Linked DNA regions of Mus musculus: regions 1, 2, 4, 5, 6 and 7 are each linked to region 3. A link is a loop called in an ENCODE intact Hi-C map of the cell type or tissue named here. Cell type or tissue: heart. All regions are shown on one strand. Region 1 has its middle 24 kb from the start of 4930449E01Rik. Region 2 has its middle 3.9 kb from the start of Gm35967. Region 3 holds the start of Spry2 (sprouty RTK signaling antagonist 2). Region 4 has its middle 24 kb from the start of 9330188P03Rik. Region 5 overlaps Rbm26 (RNA binding motif protein 26). Region 6 has its middle 3.4 kb from the start of Gm41239. Region 7 holds the start of Ndfip2 (Nedd4 family interacting protein 2).

The links. Peaks named below come from ENCODE experiments on the same cell type or tissue, not always from the same donor. Only the 100,000 strongest peaks of a DNase experiment are listed, where the experiment ranks them.
Region 1: a loop joins it to region 3, with 2.5 times the contacts of the local background. A loop is called at or near these places in 12 of 42 quality-filtered maps.
Region 2: it touches region 3 in a loop (9-fold over the local background); 16 of 42 quality-filtered maps call a loop at or near these places.
Region 4: a loop joins it to region 3, with 2.1 times the contacts of the local background. A loop is called at or near these places in 8 of 42 quality-filtered maps.
Region 5: a loop joins it to region 3, with 6 times the contacts of the local background. A loop is called at or near these places in 8 of 42 quality-filtered maps.
Region 6: it touches region 3 in a loop (2.1-fold over the local background); 2 of 42 quality-filtered maps call a loop at or near these places.
Region 7: it touches region 3 in a loop (2.8-fold over the local background); 3 of 42 quality-filtered maps call a loop at or near these places.

The regions. Positions count from the first base shown.
Region 1 is chr14:105,473,056-105,477,055 of GRCm38, reverse strand. No RefSeq gene overlaps it. Among named protein-coding and RNA genes, the nearest start is that of 4930449E01Rik, 24 kb to the left of the region's middle. In heart, a CTCF peak has its summit at 1,892 (motif pointing left); no DNase peak of the experiment used is centred here.
Region 2 is chr14:105,730,299-105,734,298 of GRCm38, reverse strand. No RefSeq gene overlaps it. Among named protein-coding and RNA genes, the nearest start is that of Gm35967, 3.9 kb to the right of the region's middle. In heart, CTCF peaks have their summits at 1,720 and 1,933; DNase peaks (open chromatin) are centred at 1,188 and 1,888; H3K4me3 peaks cover 2,788 bases; H3K27ac peaks cover 3,236 bases.
Region 3 is chr14:105,893,180-105,897,179 of GRCm38, reverse strand. It overlaps Spry2 (sprouty RTK signaling antagonist 2), which reads left to right and starts at 361. Exons shown (of 2, transcript NM_011897.3): 1 at 361-592; 2 at 3,379-4,000. The coding sequence starts at 3,430. In heart, a CTCF peak has its summit at 2,098; DNase peaks (open chromatin) are centred at 749, 1,069, 1,959, 3,459 and 2 weaker places; H3K4me3 peaks cover 4,000 bases; H3K27ac peaks cover 4,000 bases.
Region 4 is chr14:105,563,398-105,567,397 of GRCm38, reverse strand. No RefSeq gene overlaps it. Among named protein-coding and RNA genes, the nearest start is that of 9330188P03Rik, 24 kb to the left of the region's middle. In heart, no CTCF peak of the experiment used is centred here; no DNase peak of the experiment used is centred here; H3K4me3 peaks cover 1,047 bases; H3K27ac peaks cover 1,405 bases.
Region 5 is chr14:105,170,548-105,174,547 of GRCm38, reverse strand. All of the region lies in intron 1 of Rbm26 (RNA binding motif protein 26), which reads left to right. Among named protein-coding and RNA genes, the nearest start is that of Rbm26, 4.8 kb to the left of the region's middle. In heart, no CTCF peak of the experiment used is centred here; no DNase peak of the experiment used is centred here.
Region 6 is chr14:105,817,360-105,821,359 of GRCm38, reverse strand. No RefSeq gene overlaps it. Among named protein-coding and RNA genes, the nearest start is that of Gm41239, 3.4 kb to the left of the region's middle. In heart, a CTCF peak has its summit at 1,604 (motif pointing right); no DNase peak of the experiment used is centred here.
Region 7 is chr14:105,256,674-105,260,673 of GRCm38, reverse strand. Ndfip2 (Nedd4 family interacting protein 2) reads right to left here and starts at 2,051. Exons shown (of 8, transcript NM_029561.5): 1 at 1,672-2,051. The coding sequence starts at 2,001. In heart, a CTCF peak has its summit at 2,016; DNase peaks (open chromatin) are centred at 1,473 and 1,943; H3K4me3 peaks cover 1,816 bases; H3K27ac peaks cover 1,071 bases.

The sequences.
Region 1 (4,000 bases), 420 kb after region 3:
TGAGCTATTGCCAAGCTTATAACCTAAAATGTCAATACCTTACTTTAAAAAAAAAATCCTGAAATCTATAACATGGGTGCCTGCCTGCCTGCCTGCCTTCCTTCCTTCCTTCCTTCCTTCCTTCCTTCCTTCCTTCCTTCCTTCCTTTCCTTCCTTCCTTCTTTCTTTCTTTCTTTCTTTCTTTCTTTCTTTCTTTCTTTCTTTCTTTCTTTCTTTCTTTCTCTTCCTTCCTTCCTTTCTTTCTTTCTTTTTTTTTACTTTTATTTTTTATTAGATATTTTCTTTATATACATTTCAAATGCTATCCTGAAAGTCCCCTATACCCTCCCTCCGCCCTGCTCCCCTATCCACCCACTCCCACTTCTTGGCCCTGGCATTCCCCTGTACTGAGGTATATAAAGTTTCCAAAACCAAGGGGCCTCTCTTCTCAGTGATGGCCGACTAGGTCATCTTCTGCTACATATGCAGCTAGAGACACAAGCTCTGGGGGTCCTGGTTAGTTCATATTGTTGTTTCAAGTGTTTATTAGCTGTTTCTTTAAAGATGTTTTTAACGTGTGTGTGTGTGTCTGCGTGTCTGTGTGCTATGTGCACAGAAGTACAGGTACTCATGGAGCCAGAAGAGGGCGTCAGATCCTCGGGCTGGAGGTACATGTAAACTGCCAGTCTTTGGTGCTGGAAACTGACCTCTGGTCCTCTGTAGAGCATTACACATTCTTAGCCGCTGGATCATCTTTCCATCTGTTCTGATTCAGTGAATCTCTTGCTATTGGCACATACTAAAACTTTCTTTATAGAAGTGATACTATTTTATTTTCTTTTTCCAATGAATTAACATAACTGAAATAGCCCAACTAAATAATGCCTACCAAAAAAAATCCCTTTTTGATTATATTTTTTAAATGTATTTGACTTTTATTTAAATACTTAAATTTAAACAATTTGTGCTCAATGGCCAATGGTCTATATTTGAAGTAGCAATCTTTTACTCCTTACAGCATTTTAGGGCAATGGATAAAGGAGAATCATTTAAGGCTATCGTCAGGATGGGGAAACATAAAGGCTGGGTCTAGCTGGCTGAAATATAACTGATACAATCCACTGTCTCCCAAAGGACTGAGCCACAAGACTATAAACCCTGAAAATGACTGGTGTGATTAGATTAATCATGTCAAATATAGTTTATCAATCACTTATAGACAGACATCTAAAGTTCATATTGTCTCAGCTCCTCCTAACTAATAGAACCTAACTGACAGTCCCTTGGAAAACATCACTGAAAATACAAGTGTTCCTCACCTTGAAAGCCAGATAAAATTCCATGCCCTCAAAAATAAATAAGTAAAAAAAATTTAATAAAATAACCCAAACTATAATGGAAATTGTCTATAAGTTTCCCTTAAGTCATATGCTGATTTATGCAAGTTATCATTTTTTGACTTGCAAAACCTTGAATTATCTTGGTGATTCACATTCACAATCAGTGGAACATACGAGCGTGGAGTTAAAACCCCAGCATTTATTGAATGCTTAGCACAAAGGGCTTGATGGCCATACCATAGGCTGTTGTAGACCCAAAATCTTTTATCCACAATGATTCTATGGAAAAGATAGCCAATCTGGCCATGCCAGTCACAAGACTGACCCCAACCATGATTACAGAATAAACCTCTAGAGACAGCCTGTCAAGGCTCTGTGTCCTGTCTAATCTCTGCAATGTGGATTATGGAGAATCTACTCACAAGTCACAGCTGAAGGCTGGTTTTTCACTTCCTTATCTGAGAAAATTTCATTTTTTGAATATCAAAGAATATTTAAACTATTCCAAGTATTTCAAGAGAGCTTTTGGCACAGAGCTCCCCACCTCAAGAGTTTACAGTTGCTGCCACCTATAGGCCCAATCTCAAGAGGAAAGGCTGGGGCTGGTACAAGCATAGGAAGTAGCTCACAAAGATTTTTCTTATTTAAAAAAAAAAAGTGTCTGGTCACCACAGACTTCTTCTAAAGGGAGGGTTGAAATGATAAATAACATTGGTTTCACCAGTGATAGTCTTTTTAATCCACCCAGTTGTGGCAGAAACTTAACAGCATCCGCCTTTCCACTCACAAAGTAAGGAAGCAAAAAAGCAGACAGCCAGTTAGCCACATCTTCAGGCACACGTAACTGTGACTGACCTGGCTTTGCATCTGTCTGGCTTCTTTGCAAACGCAAAGAGTAGGTGTTAAGAGCACTCATCCCCAAATGACTACTGCATGAATTAATGCATCTGAATTAATCCACCATTATTTAGTTAAGCAGATCTACCCATTTATGATGCCTGCGTATTGCAAAACATCACGTTGTACATTATTCACACACACGTTTTTTGTCTAAACATTTTTAAAATAGAAACACTTTCTTAGAAAGTTAGAAAATTAAACTAATGATTTCTATGAGTGACTTTTATGTATCTAACACAGAGATTGCTCTTACGTTATTCCTTATCCTGCTTCAGCTGACAAGTGATAGAGCAAACTTTGGAAGGCAATTTTTTTCCATTTTTTCCCTTTCTCAATAGCTACCTTGTCTCTGTGTACATACAAGTGCATTGGGAACTTGACAAAATATTTCCAATAGCTATTGATATGTAATAGCTATTGATATGTAATAGCTATTGATATGTAAGAGCATATACTGAACACAGTTAGCTATATTTGGCAAAATATATTGCTCCAGAGGGTAAATTTGATAAGATCCTGACCAGTCTGGAGTGGTAAGGTCCTACTCCCTTGGTGCAGTGTTAGGTTTTTCTGCTAGGCTTAAGAGATTCTCTGCAATTCAGACTTCTCATATAGCAGGATCTGCCTGATCACTACTGGTGAATCCTGGGGGAAGACCTAAGGCTGGAGCTAAAAGATCGCAGGTAGTGGTGAGGATGGCCTCTTCAGTGAGACAGCTAATTTTCATGCGGCTGTTTACGGGGACTGTGGAGTGAGTGTACATCGTTGACAGGGCCAGTGCACTAGGGATGCCTCATTTGCATAATGAGAAGTTCCTGGTGCTGCTGGACTTGGCCTTATAAGGGGAAAGGAAGTTTAACCTGGCTACATGACCTCCTCCACTGGGGCGAAGTAGGCCAGCAAGGGCTACAAGTGGATATGAAGGCCCAGGGCAGAGGGAAAGGACTAGATCCTACTGCTGATCTCTGGACAGATTTCCAGGGTTTGGACACACTTTGATCTCCCTCTTGTTCCAGGCCTGGTCCCCCATCCCCAATTCCCTGGCCCCACATGTTTCCTCTTGATAAACACTTGATATCTAAATGTTCTATCAAATCTCACCTTAGGCATATATGTCTCCTGAGTGTCCTGAAACTTTATATAAATGATAACGTCATTTCAATGATCCTTTTTCTCTTCCTTCTAGCAAAGACTCAGAGATGTCAAGCTCACCTTTTTTTGTACCCACCATCTTTTTCCTATGCTCCAACTTCCATTACCTCTATTCCATAGTCCTAGTGTCAATTCAGTATGTTCCAATAAAGTTTTTAAACATTTGGGGTAGATAAATGACTTTAGAAACTAATGAAGCTTGGAAGTGATATCTATGGAATCAACCAACTTGTAAAGCTTACTAATCAGAAAGGGAAGCCTGAACCACTGCCCATTTAATTAAACTATATCTCCCTCAGTAACCAGGTGAAAACTGGAATAGTGCTTATATATGATCTGGGTTTTGCAACAACTGTACTAGTCCCTCCATCTAAGATAATAAAACAAGACAGTAATCAATGAAATAAGAGTGTCAAACTGTAAGTAACTAAGCATATTTAATAAAACTTGAGAAGCCTTGACTTTATCATAAATGTGAAAATAGGAAAACTAAAAGTTAATATGAAATGTAAACAATAATTATAAATGCCATCAGTCTGGCTACTTACACATAGTCCCAGCTATGAATAGAAAGTTGAGAACTAGTAGAACAAAAGAGACAATGAGAAGAACAAAAGAGGAGACTCTTA
Region 2 (4,000 bases), 160 kb after region 3:
GAACCTTGAGGAAGACTGGAGAAGTGGCTCAGAGGTGGAGTGCTTGCCTAAGATGTGAGGGTCTGGGTTCAATCCCTAACTTCAAAATAGGAAAGGCAGGAAAGAAAATATGCCTAAGAGGAGAGATATTTCATCCTTTTTAAAGCTCAATTTTAAAATCGTAAAAACACAAAGAATGAGAAAACTAATAATAAAATCTATTCAACATATTAAATATAGTTATATTTTGATATATATATATTTCAGATAATTACAATTCTAGTCATCACTTGGCCAAGTTTTGTTCCATTGGCAGGGTCTTGGGGAAAGGCTACCTGCAGAGATCTAAAAGAAACCAGAGGTGGAACCCTGAGCCATGCCCCTTCACATGATGGAAAAGGTCTCTCCAGGCTGTGTTCCCAGTACAGGTCCCTCTTTATGTGCCCTCCCACAGGCCTTAGCTGGCCCAAATTCTCCTCTTTTATGAGCATGGAAGGAGCTTGCATGGGTGTTCTGTTGTGACCTTGAAACAAGTTGAGAGTAAAACGTCTTTGCTTTGCTCCACTTTGCTTTGTTTTTCTTTTTCTCCTGCCTGATCGTCAGGGAGCTCTCTGGGTTAGAAGTGTATAAACTTGGTTACATTTTCAGCTACAAACGGCTGGCTGTTTTAGGAGGTACTGACAGCTGGGCTGCAAGGCTGGAGGACTGTGGAAATTCTGATGGGGAAGGTGAAGGCCTGGCAAATGGAAAGCATTTTGGTGGGTCTAATGATTTTGGGAAAAATCTCTGCAAGGCTGGAACATTTTGCCACACGTAAGTGGCTATTTCCTTAGCCTCTTCTGCATTCACTGAGAACTCCGTGTAGCTGACCAGAGACTGAAAGAGCTGCAAAAACAGTCCCAGTGTGGGTTTGTCAAGAGAGATATTCCATTTAGGTTTTCCAAATGTGTTGCATGTAACAAAAGCCTGTATTTCTTTTCATTCCAAAAGAGATCTGCCTCATTCTGGTTCATTTAATTCTTGGAAACATAGTTTTATATGTCCAGAGAGCCCTTTGAGCCTTTGAGAGAGCAAGCAAAGGCTTCCACCCCCCACCCCGCCCCCCTTCTCTGGAAGCAGGAAATAAGTCCTGCCAAATGCAAATGAGCTCAGACTCTAACAGGCAAAGCGTCAAAGCACCGAATGCTACGACATTTTAAGCATTTTGAGAACGCACACGCTTTACACAGCTGACGTTTTGGGGGTCTGGAGAACTACAGGAAGTCACACCGACCTATCTAAAGTTGTCATTTCAGGAATACTAATGTGTCTAGAACGGCCTTAGATTTATGTTAGGAAGTCAGAAGCCCTGCCCTTCCTTTTTTTTAAATGGTGGTTTCAGAATCCTAGGGGACTTTTATCAAAGTCTTCTGCCTCTGGAGTTGTCCGTGTGGTTTTGGAACTACACAGTCTCCCTCTTTGAGTCACAAATCCTAATTGGTCTGACATAATGCTGACCAACTGAAAGATGGCGTGGGCTGTCCTTCCAAGGGTTAACAGAGCTGGTTCCAAAGGAGTGAGGCAACCACAGAAACAGGATAATAAATGTGACACTCTCAGACTATCACCAGCAAATATTTGAGCTTATCAAATAACGGAGGAAGTAGTTTAGTTACAAATAAACCAATCTCTCATAAAACAAGTTTTCACACAGGGTCATTTCATTGAGCTGGAGACAGCTAGAGGCCACTCTAGGCAGAACTCCCACTCTGTGTACACTTCGTAACAGCCTCTCATGATTAATGGACAGCAAGGGGGGGAGGCTGGGCCCCAGAGCTCGCTGGAGCTGGGCTTCCTATCAGCCAAACAGCCATAAACAGCAGGTCAGGATTACTGCATGGGAAGTGCCTGTCCGCTGGGAATGTAGCTGGGTTTGTGTTCACTTCCCCTGCCTGCCTTCTCTCTCACAGCGCGCTCTCTCTTTTTCTCCCTGTATAGCAGAGAGCACCGTGTCCTAGAAACTGTAGTAGATGTCACTGCTTGGCACTTTCTGTGCAAAGAGGACAAGTATGTGGGCTCAGGGGGGTGGCGGAACGCTACTCTTAAAGCCACAGCGACTGCGTTGGCTAGGGGCTGGAGGAGGCTGTTTTTCTGGAGCCTTTGAAATCAGCATTGGCTAAAGCATCTCATTTGGATTCCAGAAAAAAAAGCACAGGCACTGTTTGGGGGTAAGGGAGGGGGGGGGCAGGGAGCCTCTTGTTTCAAAGAGAAATTCTCATCGCGTTTAAGAAGAAATATCAAAAAATATCCTGGCATAATTACAGCAATTCAGCAAGTAAAAAATGAAGCCTGCGAAGCTGCTAGAGTTTTGGATTGTGAATGTTCATTTCTGGTGAAATAGAAATATGTCCATTTCTGAATTTTAATTTGTAGAAAATTTGTTTCATTCCCCTAAAGGATAATAAAAAAATGTGAATTAGATGACACATATGCATAGAAGTATAAAAATAGAAACATTCAGACACAGCACTGCCATTCAGAGAAGGCATTTAATATGTTTTCTACCCATCTTTCCAAAATCTGTTAAAAATAGAATGTTGAGACCTTCACCATATGGGGAATTTTGTACTATTTTTCGATCAGATTCTAGCATAGTCATGGCCCTACAGTGTTAGCCAATGTTTTTGCATATATAGTTTTGGAGTTGAAAAATACTAATTTTTACAGCTTAGATCTCCATAGGGAAGCGTTTGAGAGCCCTTGCCGGTGGGTTCCTGCTACAGAGCAGCGTGTGCTTGCTTTGCTTTTCAGGTGTGTCATTTACCCCAAGTCTATGTGATGAGTTTTGAATAAAACTTGGAGAGGAGAAGGCAGATCTATTATCCTCATAGCTGTCTCATTAGATTTTATATTTAAAACAAACTCTCTGGTGATTGCATTTTCCATGGAGCTGGGAGAGATTCAGAGCTCAAAGTCTCTTGGCTTTATGAAGTACTTAGCTCTGCTAATGCTCTTTCCAAATGCACAAGCCCTGCCTGATACAGTCTCGTTCCTTTAAGGAATGATAATTGCATTGGCCGGCTCCCCTACTTGCCACCTGTGATACCAGCACTTAGATGCACTTTGTTTATATTGGGCATCTTCAACTACTTTTCATAACCATTATCTCTTCTGAGCCCTGGACCTGGATCTATGTTTAGTCATTGTGCCCTTGAGTCAGGATTCACTACAGCCAGTAATTTCTCTGTACCTTACCAACGGTGTTTCTGCTGTCCTCTTACCTAACCCAGACAAAACTTATGTTGGGAATGTGCAAAGAAACAAGAAACATAACGCTCTTATACCTTCTGGAATACTGTGTGATAGTGCCCACTAAGGGTTAAAGCATAGCTGTAGCTGGTGTGTGTGGGTGGAGCTAAGCGGCCTGTGGCTGAAGCCTGGGGCAAGCAGCCTATTTCCAAACAGAGTTCTTTCAGCACTGACTCGCCCTGTCTGGCTGTGTACCTGTAGACTAAAGCCCCCTTTCTATTAGTTTCTTCCCCACTCAGGTTGCTCAACATGTTAACTGTACTTAACAATAAATTGTATTAAAAAAATAGCCAAGGGAGCGTATGGGGGACTTTTGGAATAGCATTTGAAATGTAAATGAAGAAAAGACCTAATTTTAAAAAAATGGCAAAAAAAAAAAAAAAAGAGAAAGAAACACGTCATAGCCTAAACATACAAAACTTATATAATTTTCTAGCACTTTACATTAGTCTTAGGCTGGCATATCTGCTTACCATTCACTCATGTAGGTCTCTTTTATTCCTGTAAGTACTGTTGATGGTAGTTGATTTATACAAGTATACCTCTCTTTTGCCTTTATAGACTTATACAATAACTTTTGCCTATTTTCATGTAATTGTATGCATATGTCTATATCATTGTGTTAAATGTTTTCTATAGTTTTACTAAAATGGTATGCTATGCTGGTTGTTGACCAAGTAAAAATAAGCTAAGCCATATAAAAAAAATAGCCAAAAGAGAGGATTTTAAATGT
Region 3 (4,000 bases):
CCCTCCGCACCCCCACCCCCGCCTCGGCTTCGCCGCCGCGCCTCCGCAACGCCCAGTCTGCACGAGCGAGAGCTGCGCGCCGCAGCGCCAGCGGAGGAGAGGGGCCGGCGGAGCGCGCAGCGCCCAGGCCCCCGCGCGCGCCCGGCCCGGCCCTCGGCCCCGCGCCTGCCTCCACTTGGGAGCAGCCCCGGGCCCCCGGGTCTTGGCGAGCTGGCCTTAGGTTCTTTGTAAGGCCGTGCTCGCCTCGCTTTCTCTCATCGACCAGGAAAAAAAGAGACTCGCCAACGTTGCCGCTTCGGCCTCTTGTTCATTGAGAAAAAAAAAAAAAGGAGAGAGAGAAGGGGGGAAAAAGGAAATACTCCGCGTGCGCTTCTGGAAGGGAGGTCATCTATCCCGGAATCCGGGAGGGTTCCAACGGTGGAGGACTGGGTTCCAAAATTTCCCCGTGGTTTTAATCCACCGATTGCTTGGAAGTTGGACTGAAGCAGAGTTTGGAAAGAAGGAAAAAGTTTGCATCAGGACTGGATTTATTTGCACATCGCTGGAAGAAGAGGATTCAAGGGAGAGGGGTTGGTGCAAAGCCGCGATCACGGTGAGGAGCGTTTGGCTTTTCCCCTTCTGGAACCATAGCCGGCCGGGAGTGGGGTCCGGGTTCCTCTCTCCACTAAACCAGCTTGCTTCTCGGGAGCATTAGGGAACTACCCCGCGGATCTCCTTCGCCTAGAACAGGGGTTCGGCCATGGCCGGGCTACAGGGTACGCCTATGCAGTATCCCCCGTCCCACGACAGCTCACTCGTAAGGGGTTTGGGGCGGAGGACCGCTTCACTGCGTTCTACTCCTATCCCTGCATTGGCGACGATTCAGTCGCCGAGAGCTTTAAGGGAGGGAAAACACAAAGTGTTTTCTAGGTCGCTGTTGCAGGCTCTGGCATTGCTAACCTGTTCCTCCATTCGTTTGAAGGCTAAGTTGTAGAAGAGCCATCCTGAGGCGGAGGCGCCTGTGGGGCTGCGGTACTGGGCTTCTCACCTCTCCACCTCACCGGGCCAGGAGACCCGGCAGGCGAGCGGAGGCGAGAGTGCCAGGCGGAGGGAGTCCCCGCCTCTGCCGGGTGTGGACAGTCTAGCCCGGTGCGGGTGGGAGCGTCGCCCAGCCTGGCGCCGCGTCTCTGCGGTTCGGAAGTGCAGCTTTCTCTTTTTTTCCGTTCTTCGTGGTCGGCCTAGGTCACGCTTTTTTTTTTTTTTTTAATATATTTGGACACTGAGGCTGACTTAGCACAGGAAGAGATATCAAGTGGTCGCGATCGTTTTCCATTACCTGAAAGTAGGTGGCAAAATAAAAAAGGCTAGTTTTTTCCCCCCTTCCCTCTTTTGTGTTACTGTTTTTAAGATTTGGAGTCTTAACGCCTTTTTTACAAAGGGGTTTCTGTGTCGGTTTGCCCCACCCTAGTGCTGAAGTCCTTTCCCCCTAATCCTTAGTCTGATCACACACTGTTCTTAATGGGGGTTTCAAAGCACTCAAAGGGGGAGGGAGAGGAACTGGGAGAGCGCAGAAGGGGGGGGGGCTGCATTGGAGGCGGCCAGGGATCTGTAGAAATCAACTTTTTTTTTTCTTCCAAAAGATGCTACTTTGCACAGCAAGCAGGTCCTCACGGAAAAGTTTCCGATCCCCGGGGCTCATAGTTGTGTATGCCTGGCGGGTGCAGTGGGGCTCTGGATGAAGCTATTTTTCTTTCGTTTTAAGAAGTATGTCTTATTCTTTCTGATCTAAAAGGAGGTAGGCGTGTGCAGATTACAGGCAGTGCTTGCTTAGGTCATTGCCCCGTGGAGTCGCTCTGGGAGTGTGGGTGCAAGCTGTGCGCCCTAAGCCCGGCTCTTCCTCGGGCCGTCGGCTTTGGAAACTAGTGAGGACGGCCGTTTTGAGGGCCTTCCCAGAAACACCTTGTGGTGACCTTGCGGCGGGGGGGTGGGCGTGTTAGAGTGGCTCCCCCTCTTGGGGCCGGATGGCAGTTCCTCTTGGGTTGGGGGAAATTTTAGCCGCGGGGGTGGAGGAGGGGAAAGTGTGCTCGTGCCTTTCATGACACGTCCCCTTCGGAGGCGCCCGCGCCCCCTGCCTGCCTCAGCTTCTGCAGATTGTACACGGGAGGGGCCGGGCTGGCCCCTGGACAGCGTCAGTCCGCCTGGAGAAAAGTCCCCCGGGGTTCTAGCTGAGTCCCACCTGCTGGGGACTGTGTGGGGGCGCAGATAGAGCCGATAAACGGGTTGAAAGCGAAGAACAGCCTTGTGTACCTTGCTGTTGGAGGTGAGCAGATCCGGTTTCCAGCTCTGTCTGGTTTGTCACCTGCCTTGTTCGCTGTCCTTTTCCAAAAAGCAGAGGTTGGGTTAAAAAAAAAAAAAAATCCGGTTTTGCTTATTTTCCTTTATTTTCATGTGGACTCGGGAGAGGGGATGGGATGGTACTTAAATCGAAGCATGACTGTAATTTTTAAGTTTACTTGACAGGATCATAGGCTTCCACTGTGACATTTCAGATTCCTAAAACTTTTCTTGTTGCAGTTACTTGCTTTGTGCTCTCGGGTATTTTTCAAGATGAGAAAATCATGGGGTGTTTTTGTGTGTGTGTGTGTGTGTGTGCATGCTTTATTTATTAAAAAATGACTTGTGGTTCGGAACCTAAGGCTAGACGCCTAGGATGTGGGTCTGTAGAATATTTGATGTACAAGTTGTGGTCTTAGGACTTTATTTTCACGTGCTACCTAATGGAATTCGAGATGACTTACTTTAATTATATAACTTTATGCTAATAATATTTATTTAAAACTCCGCTTTAATTGCCCTTGAAATGTTCTTTTTAATCACAGCCGTCCTATGGGATTGGAAAAAGATAGGGATTAGACCACTCACGGTGCAAGTGTGATGTAGAAAAAAAAAAAAAGACTTGACCGATACGTTGTAGGTATTTGTTGGTGTTTCATGTAAAAATGATCGCGACAAACTTAAACCTACTTCAAGATCTGAAGAGTATACCTGTGAAACTGTTGGCAGCAGTTATGCGCCAGCGTTTCCTGACAATTTTTTCATCCGGCCGGAGCCTTCTAAATTGCATGTTTATTTGAGTGAAGCATTCAGTGAATCGGTAGAGCTTAGCTTTGCGTTTCTGCTCTTATTAAGACTGCAGAACTGTCAGGGCCTAGCCTTAATTTTCACTTTTGAGAACATGCCTCGACCATTAGCTGTTCTCCTACCTCAGCCACCACCAGCGCATTTCCAAGTCCCATTTTCTCTAGAGGATGAGGGAAGTGGAAGAGTTGTCAAGTCTGGTGGGTGGAGAACGGGAAGTCTTAGAGTGTAAACCATTTTCTTTCCTCTTGGTTTCCCCAGGAGTTCAGATGTGTTCTAAGCCTGCTGGGGTGAACACACTGCCAAGACCTGATGGAGGCCAGAGCTCAGAGTGGCAACGGGTCGCAGCCTTTGCTGCAGACAGCCCATGACAGTGGCAGGCAGCGCGGGGAGCCGGATCCAAGAGATGCCCTTACCCAGCAGGTACACGTCTTGTCTCTGGATCAGATCAGAGCCATCCGAAACACCAATGAGTACACAGAGGGCCCTACTGTGGTCCCAAGACCTGGGCTCAAGCCTGCTCCTCGCCCCTCCACTCAGCACAAACATGAAAGACTCCACGGTCTGCCGGAGCACCGCCAGCCTCCCAGGCTCCAGCCCTCGCAGGTCCATTCTTCACGGGCCCCTCTGTCCAGGTCCATCAGCACTGTCAGCTCAGGGTCTCGGAGCAGTACAAGGACAAGTACCAGCAGCAGCTCCTCGGAACAGAGACTGTTAGGACCGTCCTTCTCCCACGGGCCTGCTGCTGCTGATGGAATAATCCGAGTGCAGCCTAAATCGGAGCTCAAGCCTGGTGACGTTAAGCCACTGAGCAAGGATGATTTGGGTCTGCATGCCTACAGGTGTGAGGACTGCGGCAAGTGCAAGTGTAAGGAGTGCACCT
Region 4 (4,000 bases), 330 kb after region 3:
TTGGCATAAGTGTGTCCAGTCCCATCTTCAGGTAGGCAGACCTGGGCTGTATAAGAAAGATGGCTGGACATGAGCTTGAGAACAAGCCAGTAAGTAGCACTTCTGTATGGTCTCTCCTTCAATTCCTGTGCTGAGTTTCTACCTTGGCTTTGATGATGGGCAGGGACCTGTAATCTGAAATGAACCTTTTCACCACCAAGTTGTTTTTGGTCATGGTGTCTACTACCAAACCAGACACCAAACTAAAACATCCTGTTACTTCTCTAGCGTATAGGCATATGTATACACAGAAGACATCATTACACATTATTAAGTATACACATTATAAATATGCATATGTAGTATATGTATATTCAATGAAATGTTAAAATTATTAAGAAAATCTTTCAAAATCAATATGCTAAAACAAATGTAGAAATGCACATCTGTATTTGCTGCACTCTGGAGGCTGACACAACAGACTTACAAGATCAAGGCCAGCCTGTACATATAATTAGTCCCCGTCCAGCCTGGGCTACATGGTAAACTCCTGTCTATGAATGAATAAGCAAGCAAACAAACAAGAAATATTTTTTAATTAGTTCATGTACTTTTTTAGTTGGATTTTAAAAAACATTTTCTAAGAGACTAGGTTGAATTATGAGCTTTTGTTTATAATTCACAATTTTTGTTTTGTTTATATGGCCACAACGTCTAAATGATGCTGGAAGCAAGCTATGGAAATGGAAGAGGCAGTGGCTGTGCCTGGAAATTCAGTATTCTACCCGTGGTACTGGAGCCTGAACATTCTTCTTACACTGCCCAACTGAGCTGGGAAAGAAGAGTTGGAAACCTCAGCTGTCCTTGGAGGCTGCCTTGTGACTTACTTGACTTTTCTGAGCTTCCAAGTACCCACAGGTAATAATCCTGGTCTTATCTCCCTAGTGCTTTCAAAAATGAAATGAGAGATTTACGATAAGGTGCTTTGAATAGTAAAATGTGCCATATTATTATTCAAACAAGGCATTATCCTCTCAAACCTACTTAGAAAAGGTTGTCCATGAAATACTGCATATTAATGGGATCCTGGTCGGCAGACAGTGTAGATTCTCTGGGCAGCATTACGGTGTCAGCTATTTGTCAGCACGGCATAAATTCTGTGCTCCAAACAAGCCTTCAATGCCCTTCGGAAGTCTGGGCAGCGAGTGTGAGACTACTTCTTCTCTCAAAATAGGTACGACTGCAGAGAAAGGAAGAGTGTTTAAGAAAACACGAACAGCTCTGCCTGCCAAGTCTGTGCTCGAGCTGCCGTTTCTCACGTGACAGGTGTTGAGAAGAGAGGAAGCTTGTCTAAAAACCCAAGTCCAGGCAGGAATTTCCATCCCCTCTGGTTATCTTACCGAGTTCCTAGAATAGAAGCATGTCCAAGCCTAAGTGTGAATCTATACAAACATGACATTATAACAACAGATTTCTTCACCACGTTCCACGCCCAGCTCGCGGAGCGGCATCAGCTCCACAGTCCCCTCTTGCTGCTGTCTTTCAGTCCGTTGTGTGACCGCTTTGAGCAGTTTTGACCTTAGCGCCGTTTCTCCACAGTCTAGTATACTAGATATCTACAAAGGGCATGTTTTCCTCATCAACTGCATTGCTAGGTTAGATCTCAAATAATTATTCTACTAATTGCAAATTATTCCCAAATAATTTGTTATTTTATGTGTGTGGGGGAAGGGTGGTTTTACTTGGGTGGGTCGTTTAACATCAGAACTTTTAGATATGAAAGACTAGGGGAAAAAAATGGTCGTAGAGTTGACTCAACCTGGGAAGTGTGCTTCAGCCTGGGGATTCTCAGCTGGCATTTTACTGAAGTTCCATTCATTAGCTGAGATTTCAGATGTTCTAAGATATATACAAGAAGTTGACTGTGTGTCTATGCATACCCTGACCTTTATTCGGTTTATCACTCATAAATGTAATACTGAAACTCTTACTTAGGGAGACAGTGAAAAAGTTCAATTTCTCATCACTAATACCCTGGGAGCCTTTGCTAGTCCATGTTAATTTCTTAAATGACTAGGTATGTTTCTTAATTTCTGATCCCATTTCATCCTCTGGAAAAATGGAACATGATAGCTGCTAGCTAAAGGGGCTATATAGGTTAAAGAAGACTGTATGGAAAGCTCTCAGGATATTACCAGATACGGAACAAATATTCAACCCATGGTACAAACAGTGTCTCTCAGAGTTGATGCTCACTATTACTTCAGGAGGAAAAGTAGACAGTGGTAGGGAGCCTAAGGTGCAGGACGGCTTTGATTGTCTGAACTTAAAGGCAGATATACTACCGACTTCAAATAGTAAGAATGTAACTGTGCAGACAGCTTTCCTGCTCCTAAACCACAGGTCATGCCACATAAAATCTGAGGGAGGAATGCAAGAAGAGGGTGTTACCTCTCTCTTGGGTGACTTGAATTCCATGGCATAGAAAGAATGGAAGAATGAATCTAAAACTAGTTTTAGTTTCTTCAAAGTATTAATGTGTGTAGCTTAAGGTAGAGGTGGTGTCATGGCAAACGCTTTTGGTTCACCAAGAATCCTAAGCTCTAGTCTGCAAGAATTGGTCTCCTTCAAAGTTTGGAGCTGTGACGAAAGGATGGACCATCTAGAGACTGCCATATCCAGGGATCCATCCCATAATCAGCATCCAAACGCTGACACCATTGCATACACTAGCAAGATTTTATCGAAAGGACCCAGATGTAGCTGCCTCTTGTGAGACTATGTCGGGGCCTAGCAAACACAGAAGTGGATGCTCACAGTCAGCTAATGGATGGATCACAGGGCTCCCAATGGAGGAGCTAGAGAAAGTACCCAAGGAGCTAAAGGGACCTGCAACCCTATAGATGGAACAACATTATGAACTAACCAGTACCCCGGAGCTCTTGACTCTAGCTACATACGTATCAAAAGATGGCATAGTTGGCCATCACTGGAAAGAGAGGCCCATTGGACACGCAAACTTTATATGCCCCAGTACAGGGGAACTCCAGGGCCAAAAAAAAAAAATGGGAATGGGTGGATAGGGAAGTGGGGGGGGGAGGGTATGGGGGACTTTTGGGATAGCATTGGAAATGTAATTGAGGAAAATACGTAATAAAAAGATATTAAAAAGAAAAAAAAAGAAGTGTAAGCTGCTGTGAAGACTTCAGGGCAATTACTCTTTTGTGTTGGGTTTTTATGTATTATGGATTTGTAGAGTTAAATAAGGATACTCTTATTTCAACCCACCTGTTCATATAATTTAACAGTCTTCTGATCACTTGCAGTTCAAACTAATCAATAAATATTTGATAAATTGCAGTTTGTCAACAATTTAAAAAAATTGGTCTCCTTGATCCTGGCATGATGGCACAGACACCACAGGGCCTTTGCTTGCTAATTTTGTCTTCTCAAAAAGCAAGCAGACATATCTATGTGGTTTCTGTGAGCAAGGTATTGACGCCATGCTGTGGGCATGGCTGAGAGGACAAACAGCCCTGATCCGCAACAATAATGCTTCTCCCCTTACAGTAGGGTTAGATCTTGACAAACCCACCCTAAGTTGACAATGCAATGAGTGGAAAATGGTCTTATTGCACAACACTTACTGCACAGCATAGTTTAACAACACTGTACACTGTAAAGGCTGACTGCAAGCTATGGCTGAAGGCCACCATCCAGCATCAACAAAGACCACCACATTGCATGTCACTCACCTAAGGGAAGATTAAAAATTAAATTAAAATTTCTACCAAACAAGTACCAATTACAAGCCACAATTAAGTGAAACAGTTTTAAGCCAAACCACTGTTATATTGGCTGTCTCTATTTGCCAACCCCTGTGGAGTTGGTACTATATTAAGTATCATCTCAGGAGTCTATGCTCTCTGGTGCTGGCACACACACTTCTGTCGGATGAATTTGCATCTGGGATGAAGGCCATTCAGATGAACACTTCAACCTCGTGAGATCTCCCAAGTGG
Region 5 (4,000 bases), 720 kb after region 3:
CTTTCAAATCAACTGTACTACCATTTCATGTTCTTTTCAATAACTTAAAACATATATACTTAGTGTGTATGCGTTTAGTTTTTCTTTAATTCAAACAAAGCACATTATTGTAGCAACTATTCAGATGTCTAACAGTTAACTGCTAGTAGCGTCTACACTGTATCCCTTTCTAATGTACATTGTTGTTAAATTTAGCTCCTATTCTTGTTTCTTTTTTTTTTTTTTTTTTTCTCTTTTTTTTCCTTTGGAGACAGGGTTTCTCTGTGTAGCCCTGGCTGCCCTGGAACTCACTTTGTAGACCAGGCTGGCCTGGAACTCAGAAATCCGCCTGCCTCTGCCTCCCAAGTGCAGGGATTAAAGGCGTGCTCCACCACTGCCCAGTCTCTTGCTTTTTAAATTTAAATTTAAATTTGCATGTGTTCTTTATTATTCTTCTAGTTGATGACTTACAAAAGCTTAATTATTTACCATCTTTGGTTTTTAATGTTTTTTTTTTTTATGTAAAGTTTTTTTTTTTTTGCATAGTTTTGACATGTAATTAAAAAATTCATACTGTTTGCGGAAGGACTGTAAGTACATTATGTGGAGTTAAGCAAGGCTGCTTTGAAATGGCAACAGTAGATCTCAGCGTGGAAGGATGAAGAGGAGCTTCCTAGGCTTTGGAGAACATATTTTATGAATGTCGAGCAGAGGAAGAGAAGACTAGCAATGGTTAGTGATGCCAGAGGCGCTGGAGATCGCACAGGACTTTGCTGAGTGAAGTTAATCATGTTGTGTGTTGTTGAAGCTTTTTGTAGAAGCTAGCAAAGGGCTTAGGGTAGCTGAGTTTTGAGAGTGATGGAGAATGAGGTAGGATAGGAAAGACAGGTTGCATTTTTAGCCCTAAGGACAAATATGTGGGTCTGTTTACTCAGTTATAAGTTCTGTAGTTGTAGCAGAATTCTGTTCTTTTTTTTTCTTTCTTTCACAAATCATTAAACATTTAGGTATTGAAATTTTCTCTCAATACTTAGAATTGATGTCTTTTGATTTTTAACCCGTTTGCTTAGTCAGTCTTTTGCATGCATTTTTGGTAATGTGAAATCCTAATCAGAAAACCAGTATTTTTGTCATGGTGATTCAACCTTAAATTTTGGTTGTTAGCATGTAAAGTCATGGGTTTTATTATGGCCTTTGCATATATTTATGCCATTGTACTTTGTTTTTATTTACCCTTCTCACTGATGGTGGCCTTGACCTCACTCTTCCCATATTGCTTTCTCATTTTCTCCTCTTAGTAGTCTTCCCTTCTGTGTTCATGTCATGTGTTTCATTACTCTTTGCTTTCATCATTTCTCCTCCATAAGATCTCTCTCACACGGTCCATTGGTCTCTGTCTCTCAGACGCACAGGACACATTTGCGCTTAGGTTCTGCCAGTGAGAGAAAACAAACAGTTTCTTATTCCGAGTCTGGCCCAGTTCACTAAATACAGTAATCCCCCGTTCCATCTATTTTTGTGTACATGCCATGATTTTATACTTTATAACTGAAAAGATTCCTCTGTGTAAATGCACCACATTTTCTTTATTCATCCATCTGTTGGATATCTAGCTGGTTCTCTTTCTGAACTGTTTTGACAGTAAAGCAATAAACGTGCATGTACAAATGTTTCTGTCTTATGTTGAGTTACAGTCCTTTTTGTGTGTATACGCATGGTACCATTAGGCTTTTGAGGAACTTGACACTGACTTTCATAGGGGCTGCACCAATTTATATTTGTACCACCACTGAATAAGACTTAGCACTTCACGTCCTCACCAGCTTCTGGTTTCATTTGTTTCCTTCATCCTGACCATTCTGCTTGGGGTGAGCCAGAACCTGGAAGCCAACAGTTCATATAAACACTTTCCTTATCTGCTGTACACGTTCTGTTTTGAGAGAAAGCCTCTCACTGGACCTGGAGTTCCTTGATTTGGCCAGGCCAGCTGGCCAGTGAGCTCTAGGATCCACCTGTCCAATCTCATTCCGCAGGCTCCAGCTTACATCTGCAGACTCCAGGCAGGCATTTTACTGAGCTCTCCAGCCTCCTGAAAGAATTTAACTTGCCTCTCTCTGATGGCTAAGGTTATCTATTGGCCATTTGTATTTCTTTTCTTCTCTCTCCTCCTCCTCTTCTCTTTTTGAGAACCATCTTCAAGTGTTTGACCTGCTATCCAAGGTTTCATTTTTTTTGTTTTTAAATAGAAGTTTTCTTTACTATTTATTTATTTTTTTGGGGGGAGTGGGCTTATTACCACATGTGTTAATTTAATAAAATCGGGGGGTTTTTTGATATGAAGGAATTCCTCAAGATATTACAATCAAATCCTTTAATTTTTCAGGAATTAAGATTGACAGCCTCAGGACTTTGGAGTTTAATTGTAAAGATGAGAATGTTATAGTTTTTGCTTCTGCAGCTATGCATTGCTGTGAAGATAGGTTACATAGAGGAATGAAAGCAAACTTCTTTTTTTTTCCATACGTCAGTATTCAAATTTCAGTTCTGCCATTCAGTTAGCTTAGTGATCTATGCAAGCGAACCTTTCTTTCTTTAGTAGTATAATTAGGGAGAATTATTTGTTTCCTTGTATAGTTAGAAGAGAATGAGACATTCAGTAGTCTGCAGTTGTCCCTCCTTCCTACTGCTTGATGAATAGCTTACTTGGCTACTACTGCTATCGCCAACATTAGCATGGATCGCTGGTGTTTTCTATCCCCTTTTACTTGATGAGTGTTATTTCTGTGAAGTGTGAAGTTAAAATACTACCTCACAGTTATTTAAATTCAAGCCTTATTTATTATACACTAGAGCAGTAGTACTCACCTTTCACAGGGGTTGCTTAGGACCATTGGAAAGCACACATACTTACAATTCATAATAGTAGAAAAATTAGAGTTAAGAAGTACCAATGAGCCGGGCGGTGGTGGCTTATGCCTTTAATCCCAGCACTTGGGAGGCAGAGGCAGGTGGATTTCTGAGTTCGAGGCCAGCCTGGTCTACAAAGTGTGAGTTCCAGGACAGCCAGGGCTACACAGAGAAATCCTGTCTTGGAAAAAAAGAAGAAGAAGGAGGAGGAGGAGGAGGACGACGACCAGTGAAAATGATTTTATGTTTGGGGGTCACCACAACATGAATAATAAAGGATTGCACCATTAGGAAGGTTAAGACCCACTGCTCCAGAGTCAATGCATGTTTTAAGTATGTTATTGCATTGTAGTGTGGATAGTGTATTGTTTTCATTATGGTATACATTTCCTATTAAACCATTAGACTTTGATTTGCAGTAACCCTTTTAAAAAGGAACAAGGTTCTAAAAGCATTATACTCAGTTTGAAGGATACCTTCTTTTTGTTTGCTTATATTTGCTACTAAAATGTATTTTTTAAAAATTGCATTAAAATTTATTTTTTATTGTGAATTATGAAAAATTTCTGTGTTGTGTGCGCGCACAGGTGCATGTGTGCTTGCACAGTGATCTTTTTTACCCCTGAACCTTGATTTGAATTCTCTTGCTGCTGAGTAGCTGCTTTGGCATAAGTCAGTTTGCAACCCTGAATAGAGACTAAACAGAAATAGCAAAAAGCAAAAACTGTACCCATGCTTTTCTTACAAGTGCATTCTTGCTAGTTTCCACCTATAGCCTGTTGCTTTTTATGTGCATTTTAATTTATGTGAAGTTAAACTTTCTTTGTAATTCTCTGCCATATTGTTTATATTGGTCCCCTCTCTTCAATTTTAAGAAGTGAAAATGAACTGACAGCTTATTCTGTGCTGATCATTGAGGCTTTATTGAATGTGAACTAAGTTCTGTTAAAGACAAAATAGACTCTTAGGGCCATGTAGTAGCACTCCTTCCTGGCTATGAATATACTTCCATTATTTTATAACTTTTGATAAATGACTCTCAAGACCATATTCTGTGGCTGCAATTTTATATGCACATAGCCAGTAAATGATGGTGACAATCTCCAAAGATGTT
Region 6 (4,000 bases), 76 kb after region 3:
TAATAGTGAAAATCAGAGGACTCTTTGCAATTCTAGGCAAATGACAACCTTAGGATTAAGTGCATTTGGGTACAAAGTCTCTCCTTCCCATTTAGAAGCAAGGTTTCCGTTCTTTATGATTTAATTAATTATTTATTTTTTTACCTCTGAAATGAGACTTTTGCCTATAGATGTGACATACACAGGGTTGCTGAAGAAGCAGGTGAACTGTGCATCTAGAACGCTTCAAAGAATACCGGTCGTGAGGAGAGTCTTATTATTGTTGGGGGGGGGGTAGCATTAGGGATAGAACCAGGAGCTTTGCATATGGTCTGCAGGGGCTACTTTTAAAATAACTTGTGTGTGTGCGTGTGTGTGTGTGTGTGTGTGTGTGTGTGTGTGTGTGTAGGGGTGCATATTTCTGTTTGTGTTATTTATGCATTGTTGTGTTGCATGTGTATCTGTGCCTATGCATGGTCGTGTGGAGGTTGTGGGTCATTGTGGAGGTCAGGGGTCCTTCCCTCTTTCGCTTTTCACCTTACCTATTAATTTATAAAAGTAGTTATACATTTGTCTTTGAGACAAGGTCTCTCACAGAACTCAAAGGTCATCTACTCGGCTAAGCAGAGTGGCCAATGCTCTTTAGGGACTAGCTTCTCTTTGCTTCCCTGTATTCCCAGTCCTGGGATTAAGAGAACACGGCAGTCCTGTGGTTTTTACAGAGGTAGGTGCCAAGGATTCGAACCCAGGTCCTCACTCTCTTGCAGCAGTCCCTTTACCAAATAAGCCACCTCCAACTCCAATGCCCTTTTTTAAAAAAATCCCTTGATCAATTAACTCTTTTTGAAATTCTCTCTTTCCTCGCTTTCTAGAATATTCTTCTCTAAGTCTTCTTGTCCCTGTTTCAGGTTGTTTTTTGGGTGCTCTCTCTTACTATTTTCTGCGGTTTTTCTGTAGTGCTTGCTTAGTTTTGTCTTCCTGACTGTCTATATATGCCTGCTTCTGTCTGGTCTTTCTCATCGCTGGCCAGCTGACCTTTGTCCAACCCCTATACGAATGAGCTCACCCTCTCTGCTTGACCTTGAATGTTTGAATTCGTCTGTGGAGATGGCTTCTTCTTCTCTGCTCACTCTGGGCATTAAGGAAGTTAACTTCCAACTATACAGTTCAGCCATACATTCTCATTTCTGAATCAAACCTCTTCTCTTCATTTCAGACTTCTTATTTCACATGGATCTCTGTGGTACCACCGACTACTTATTACCTTCTCAGTTTTCAAAGACATCTAAATTCTTTCCTGCTCAAAGATAGTATTTTGATATTTTCCTCAATCTTGTTCTTTCCTTATTTTAAACACTTTCTTTTTCATTGTTATCCATTCTGTTACCAAAATATTGATTTTCTGTCAGCAATATTGCTAGAATCTATATAACTCTTCATCACCTTGGTTCCCAGTTTAAACTACCAACATAAATGTTACTTCAAAATTTGGCAACTCACCTATTTTGTCCATTCACAGAACAACCTTTCTACATCACTCATCCATTATGAATTTTAAAAGTACGTTTATATTGATTTAGTGTAATTGTGTATATCTGCATGAATTTTTGTGAACTGCATATGTGTAGGAGCTCATGGAGGCCAGAAGAGGGCACTAGATCCACTGAGGTTAACTACAGACTGTTGTGAACTGACCGATATGTGTGCTGGAAACTCACCTTGGGGCTTCTAGAACACTGAGCAATCTTAAAGTTCTTAGCTATCTCTCCAGTCCCTCTTCCCAAGAAGCTGTTTAATGACAAGTAAATGCAAGACTCTTGACAAAGGTCACACTCCTTGTCAAGTAGCCCTATTTACAATTTCTTTCTGTTTGCTTGTTTTCTGCCCATTCAAGTTTTAGGGGATGGCTAACAGCTCCTGAATGTTGCTGTCCTTATCCTTATGATTGAAATCATATTGAACCCATCAAATGGATACACCTTTGGGGTTCTTGGCAGATGCTAACAGTCCTTTTGGCCTACCTAAGAGAACTTCATCTCTCTAGGTATCTGTATCCCTGCTGTATCTATGTGAGTGACTCAGGGAAAGATGGTTGATATATTTAGCTGTAGTATCTGCTGTGTACTATTATACACATTCTCTTCCTGCATATCACAAGAACTGAAGCTGGAGGACACTTGGGGCAAAACATTTCTCTACTGACCATTCCGTTGTATGTGATGGCTACAAGGCTGAGGTTGTTCTAGTCACATTGCTTCACAGCTAAAGAAGTGTTTTCCTCTCTTCTTTTCTGCAAGTCTTGAACAAAGAGGTTGCTTGTCTCAGCTGTGACTCATGTCTATTTTGCAAACATGTGGGGAATCAGCCTGAAGACAAAGCTAACCTAGAAAAGATGACAAGGAACACTGAAGACAAAGATCACATCATCCCGGATTCCCGCCCCATAAACAAGGGTTGCTGGAACATGACACTATCTGACAGGATTCTTCTTTTCTGCTGCATATCATCTCCCACCTGTTTTGGTTTTTGTGATAGATGACATTACTGTGTGACAGCCATAGTACAAAGTATAAAAAAGTATGAGCAAGGTACCAATATTATCCTCACTGTACATAAGAGGAAGCTAAGCCTTTAAGAGTTCATTAATTAGTAGTGGCTAAATAGTTGGTAAGGTTGGTAAGTGCTCCAGCTGTCATCCAAATGTGGATCCACCTGACTCTAGCCTTCATCCTTCAGCATCCACGGGGCTTAGTTTGACTAAGTCACCTTCAAGACAGCTATGGCATGATTTCCTTCCTAACTTAGGCCAAGTAACTGAAGTCTTGTCAGAATCCTACTGCTGCTGCTTCTATCTTCCATCTCCTACCTTTTTCCCTTCCTTCAGTTTCAGTGCTGAAGATCCGCTCAGAGCTTGCTTATGCTAAGCATGCTCTAGCCACTAAGCTACACTCTTCATATTTTAAAAAAGATTCTATTTCTCCCCCACTCCCCGTTTGTGTGTGTGTGAGTGTGTGTGCGCGCATGTGCCCATGGAAGCCAGAAGAGGGTGTAGAGGTTCCTCAGAGCTGGAGTTATAGGCAACTGTGTGTGGGTATTAAGAACTCAACTATGGGAAGAGACAGGAGAGAAGTCCAGAGGGCAAGGAGAATGAATAGAAATATGTAGCAGTGGAGAATGGGGAACAGGGGTTGGGGGGACCACTAGAAAATCCCAGACACCAGGGAAGTGAGAGATTCCCAGGACTCAACGGGGATGACGTTAACCGAAATACCCAACTGAGGGGAGATCGAACCCGAAGAGACCACCTTCAGTAGATAGGCATGCCCCTCCCCCAGTTGAGGGATGGGGCCACCTACCCATCACAAAATATTTACCCCAGAATTGTCCCTGTTTAAAGGAGCAGAGAACGAAGGAAAGGCCATCCAGAGGCCCCCCACCGTGGGATCTATCCCATCTGCAGACACCAAACACTGACACTATTGTGGATGCCAAGAATTGCTCACAGTGTGACTGTCCTCTGAGAGGATCCGCAAGCATCTGATTAAGACAGATGCAGATACTCAGCCAACCATCGAACTGAGCAGGGCGACCCCAATGGGTGAATTAGGGAAAGGGTTTGCAACCCAATAGGAAGAACAATAATATCAACCAACCAGACCCCCCACCCCACCCCCAAGAGCTCCCAGGGACTAAACCACCAACCATAGAGCACACATGGAGGGACCCATGGCTCCAGATGCGTATGAGGCAGAGGATGGCCTTGTCAGACATCAAGCGAATGAGAGGCTCTTGGTCCTGTGGAGGCTTGACGCCCCAGGATAGGGGGATGCTAGAGCAGTGAGGCAGGAGTGAGTGGGTGGGTAGGTGGGGGAACACCCTCTTAGGGGCAAAGGGGGGAGGGGATGGGATGGGAGGCTTGCAGAGGGGAGTAGAGGAGGGGGCATTTGAAATGTAAATAAAATAACCAATTAATAATAACAATAATAATAAAAGAACTCAACTAAGATCCTCTTCTAGAGAA
Region 7 (4,000 bases), 640 kb after region 3:
AAAAGGGAGGAGGGCAGTTTATCATCCTAAACACACGAACTTACTATGTAACCACAAAAGTAAAAGAATGAAAATACAAATTTAGACTATAATAAAATTCTCCAATGCTTCTCCCCATAAAAAATAATATTCTATCTAAAAGAAATAATTTATTTAGAATGACTGATTTCTGCCCTCTGCCCTTACAGAGTGGCTCCACCCACTCAAAGTCTTTATAGGACACAGCTTCAGTTTTGAAGGGAAAAAAATGTAGTATTTTATACCTTCTTTCAAAGTTTAGACAAAAGTAAACTCCAACATTATCTGAAGAGATTTTGAGAGAAAAAAATAGTCTCAACTAGTTACCTCCATCAAAAGCAAAAGAGACAATATAATAAATTAAAACTATTAACACTATTTTAAGTATCATCCATGGTTGAGCCCAATAAGGAAAAGCAACCCAAAGAAAGAATTCAAATCAAATTATATCACTTAGAGACACAAACAGAAGTGGGTAAGATTTGAGAAGTAAAACAAGTATCAATGATAAAATTACGTGGCTTTTTTTTTTTTTGCAAACACTTAGAAAGGGAACAATGTCTTTTAAAAAATATAAAGTTACCCAAAGCTGACAACTTGAAAAGCACCTTCAATAAACTGGCAAGATTTCTATTTCCTAAGCCATTCTGAAAATGTTGATAATTTTCAGAAAGTTCATAATCTAAATCACCTGGCCATGCTATAGCAAATAGACACAAATGACAGAGAATTCTTACCAAAGAAAAAATGAAAATTTAAGTCTCTACCACAATCCTTCAGATTTGTCAAAAGGCACAACACACATGCAGACAGACAGAAAAGATGACATATAGGACTAACTGTGCAATCTTATAAACCCGACACGCAATAGCAACAATATGCACAAATGCTTTTCTTCTCTCCCCCCGTAACTATGTTCCACTAAATTATCTAAAAGTTTATAAGTGAAAACGCAATAAAGTAAATATTGCTGACAATGCTATTCACAATATTTATCTCCAATGACATCACTAAAACACACAGGGTGTAAAATACAGAGATTCTGACAAAGAAAATACAGGGCGCATTTCACTCATTAAGCATAGCTGGTGGTTTACATACTTGAGTGATTTTAAAACTCTGTATTAAATGAAAACTATTTCATTTCAAACAAGGTTTGATTTTTTTTTCTAATAAAGCGCTGCACACACGAACACAGGCAAAGCAGGAACAGATTTAAAAAAAAAAGAAAAAAAAAACGATCACTGTAATACTAACACAATGGAAAAGGGCAAAATGACAAGGTTAACTAGAAGAGAGGCACCTTCCCCATCACAGCTCTTCTCTACCCCTCACGCCGGTTGTAGCCCTGCTGCACCCCACTCTATAACCTCACACAATTCAGGCCACCGGTCGGGTCGACTCCCTGACAGGTACCTGCACCCTGCCCCGCCGCAGGGGGACACCACTCACTGCTCACGGGTGTGTGAGTCAGGGAAGAAGGAGGGGAAAGAAAGCCAGCCGGGGTGAGTCGGGGAGCGTCGCCGGGGAGGGGGCTCGGCGGGGCGCTGGCCGTCGACTGCGGCCGGGGGCTGGCGGAGAGGTGGGCTGGGCGGGAAGGGGCCCGCCGGGACGCCCCGAGGCCAGCGTCCTCCCCGGGGCCCGCGCACTCACCACCTGGTAGCGACCAGTCCCCAGCTGGTGGTGATCCATCCTGCCCGCCTCGGGGTCCGGCTTCCGAGCGGGCGTGTCCCCTCGGCGCTCAGCTCCCTCGGCCTCCCGGGTCGACGTCGTCGCCGCCGCCGCCGCAGAGCCTCTTCCGCCGCCTCGGGTTCTGCCGCCGAGGTCGCCTGGCGGGGCCGCTTCACTTCCTGTCGCTCCCTCGGCTCCAGCGGAGAGCTCCGCGTCGCTCGCCGATCGGCGCCGGAGCTCCGGGGAGCCGCGCGCGCTACTGAGCATGCTCGGCGCGGACGCGCATGCTCTCTGGCTCCGCCGGCGTCCCATCCGCCGCCCGGCTCCGGAGGTGTCCCTAGGTGGGAGGAGATGGAAGAGTCAGGCAAGTCCCCGGGAGCCCTCTAGGTTGTCATCTAGTCGACAGTGGGCGGTGGCAACCGAAGCGGAAAAGAAAAAAAAAAAAAAAATCGTCCCACTTGATTGGATTTTCCTGTGAGGGCAGGTTTCACTGTGGGGCGAGAGGATGCATCGTCACTGCGGAGGGTGGAGGCGCTGCATTCCTAGAGCACCTGAGGACAGGTCGCCCTTTTATTAGTCCCCAGCCTAGAGCATCTCAAAGAGATCCATCTCAGGACAGGCCTAAAAAGGCGCTCATTCGAAATCATTAATGAGGTAATGAATTACCAAATACCAGGGACATATACATATACAAAGACCACATATACATATATAAAATCAGCTTTAAAGTCACAGTAAAATTTCGAGGAAGGAAAAAAAAAAGACAGTCTTGCTTCTGAGCACGCGTAGCCTTCCTCAGTAGAACAGCTCATTTGTGACAAATGTTAAACCCATTTGACAGCGTACCATTGTCAATCACTTAGAATCCATAATAGATTGCATTGGAGTTCATTTTGAACATTGTACGTTGTAGGAGTTCTGACAAATATACCCTAACTATTATATATCATACTGAACAGTTTCATTACTCTGAAAATCCTGAATAGGGCTTTACCCTCCTCTTTCTTTTGCCCCCTTGTTTCTAAGAGATTTACAAATTCTTCAAACATATTCTGATGACATACAGAGAAAGAGGCCTTTAGAAATAGGAAATGGGAAGGACAGAAGAAAATAATGAAGTGAGGTAGGATTTTTGTGTGTGTGCTAATAATACTCAGATATTCCTAAGATAATGGTAAAGAATCAGTTTTTGTGGCGCATCATAATACCCTGTGACACCTCTCTCTCCTCTCCTCTCCTCTCCTCCCTCCTTCTTTCTCCTTCTTTCTTCTTCCTTCTTCTTTTTCTTTCTTCTTCCTTCTTTTTCTTTCTCTTTTTCTCCTTTTTCTTCTCCTTTTTCTTTCTTTTCTTTTTCTTTTCTTCTTTTCCTTTTCTTCTTCTTCTCCTTTTCTTCTTCATCTTCGTCTTTGTCTTCTTCTTCCTCCTCCTCCTCCTCCTCCTCCTTCTTCTTCTTCTTTTCTCTCTCTCTCTCTCTCTCTCTCTCTCTCTCTCTCTCTCTCTCTCTCTCTCTCGGCACAGAGCATGTTTCTCTAACAATTAGAAGACTATGGCAGACCAGCAAAAGGTACCTTTTAACCCAAACATCTGCTTCTTGTACCCTGAGATCTGTGGCCCTACTCGATCTGGCCCAACTGTTCTTTTTAAGATAATCAAGCCCTTTCCCCATAACTGTTCTTACTATGGAGATCTCCTGGGGATCCGGGGAGGGAAACCTGGAGACCATCTCTCACTTTGCTTCATACATGTGCAGATGAGATTGCCGAAAGAAAGGAAGCCAGATGAGACTGGTACAACTGGCCAGATCCAACAAAGTTCAATAAACTTTGTATAGTTGTAGCTAGAAAAGTTAAGTCTTTCTGATATTTTTATTTTTCAGATGATTTATCAGATCTCTATTAGGATCATCTTAAAATATCTAATATTAGCATTGCCAGACCAGAAATAATAAAAAGCAATTGGTGTTGTCATACCTAATTTTCTTCATGTGTTCCAATGTAGTATATTTTAGATCCTAATTTAATCGATATTATTAGCACAAGTGCCAACTCCTTACAGTATCATCCTGAATAGAATTGCCTTTCATGAGCTAAACAACACCCAGTGTTAGCAAAGAAAAATTAGATCCCAATATAACTTGTTATTATAAAGGTAATTTAGAATTGAATTCCTGTGCCCTTTTATTTTCATTAGCTGTGTAGGTTCACTTGTCTCTAAATTTTATTACTTCTAAGAAAAAGAGGCCATTAAAAATCAGAGACCTGACTCAAAACAGACACCCCGAACCCTGGGTTATATCAGCTCTTCCATTCTA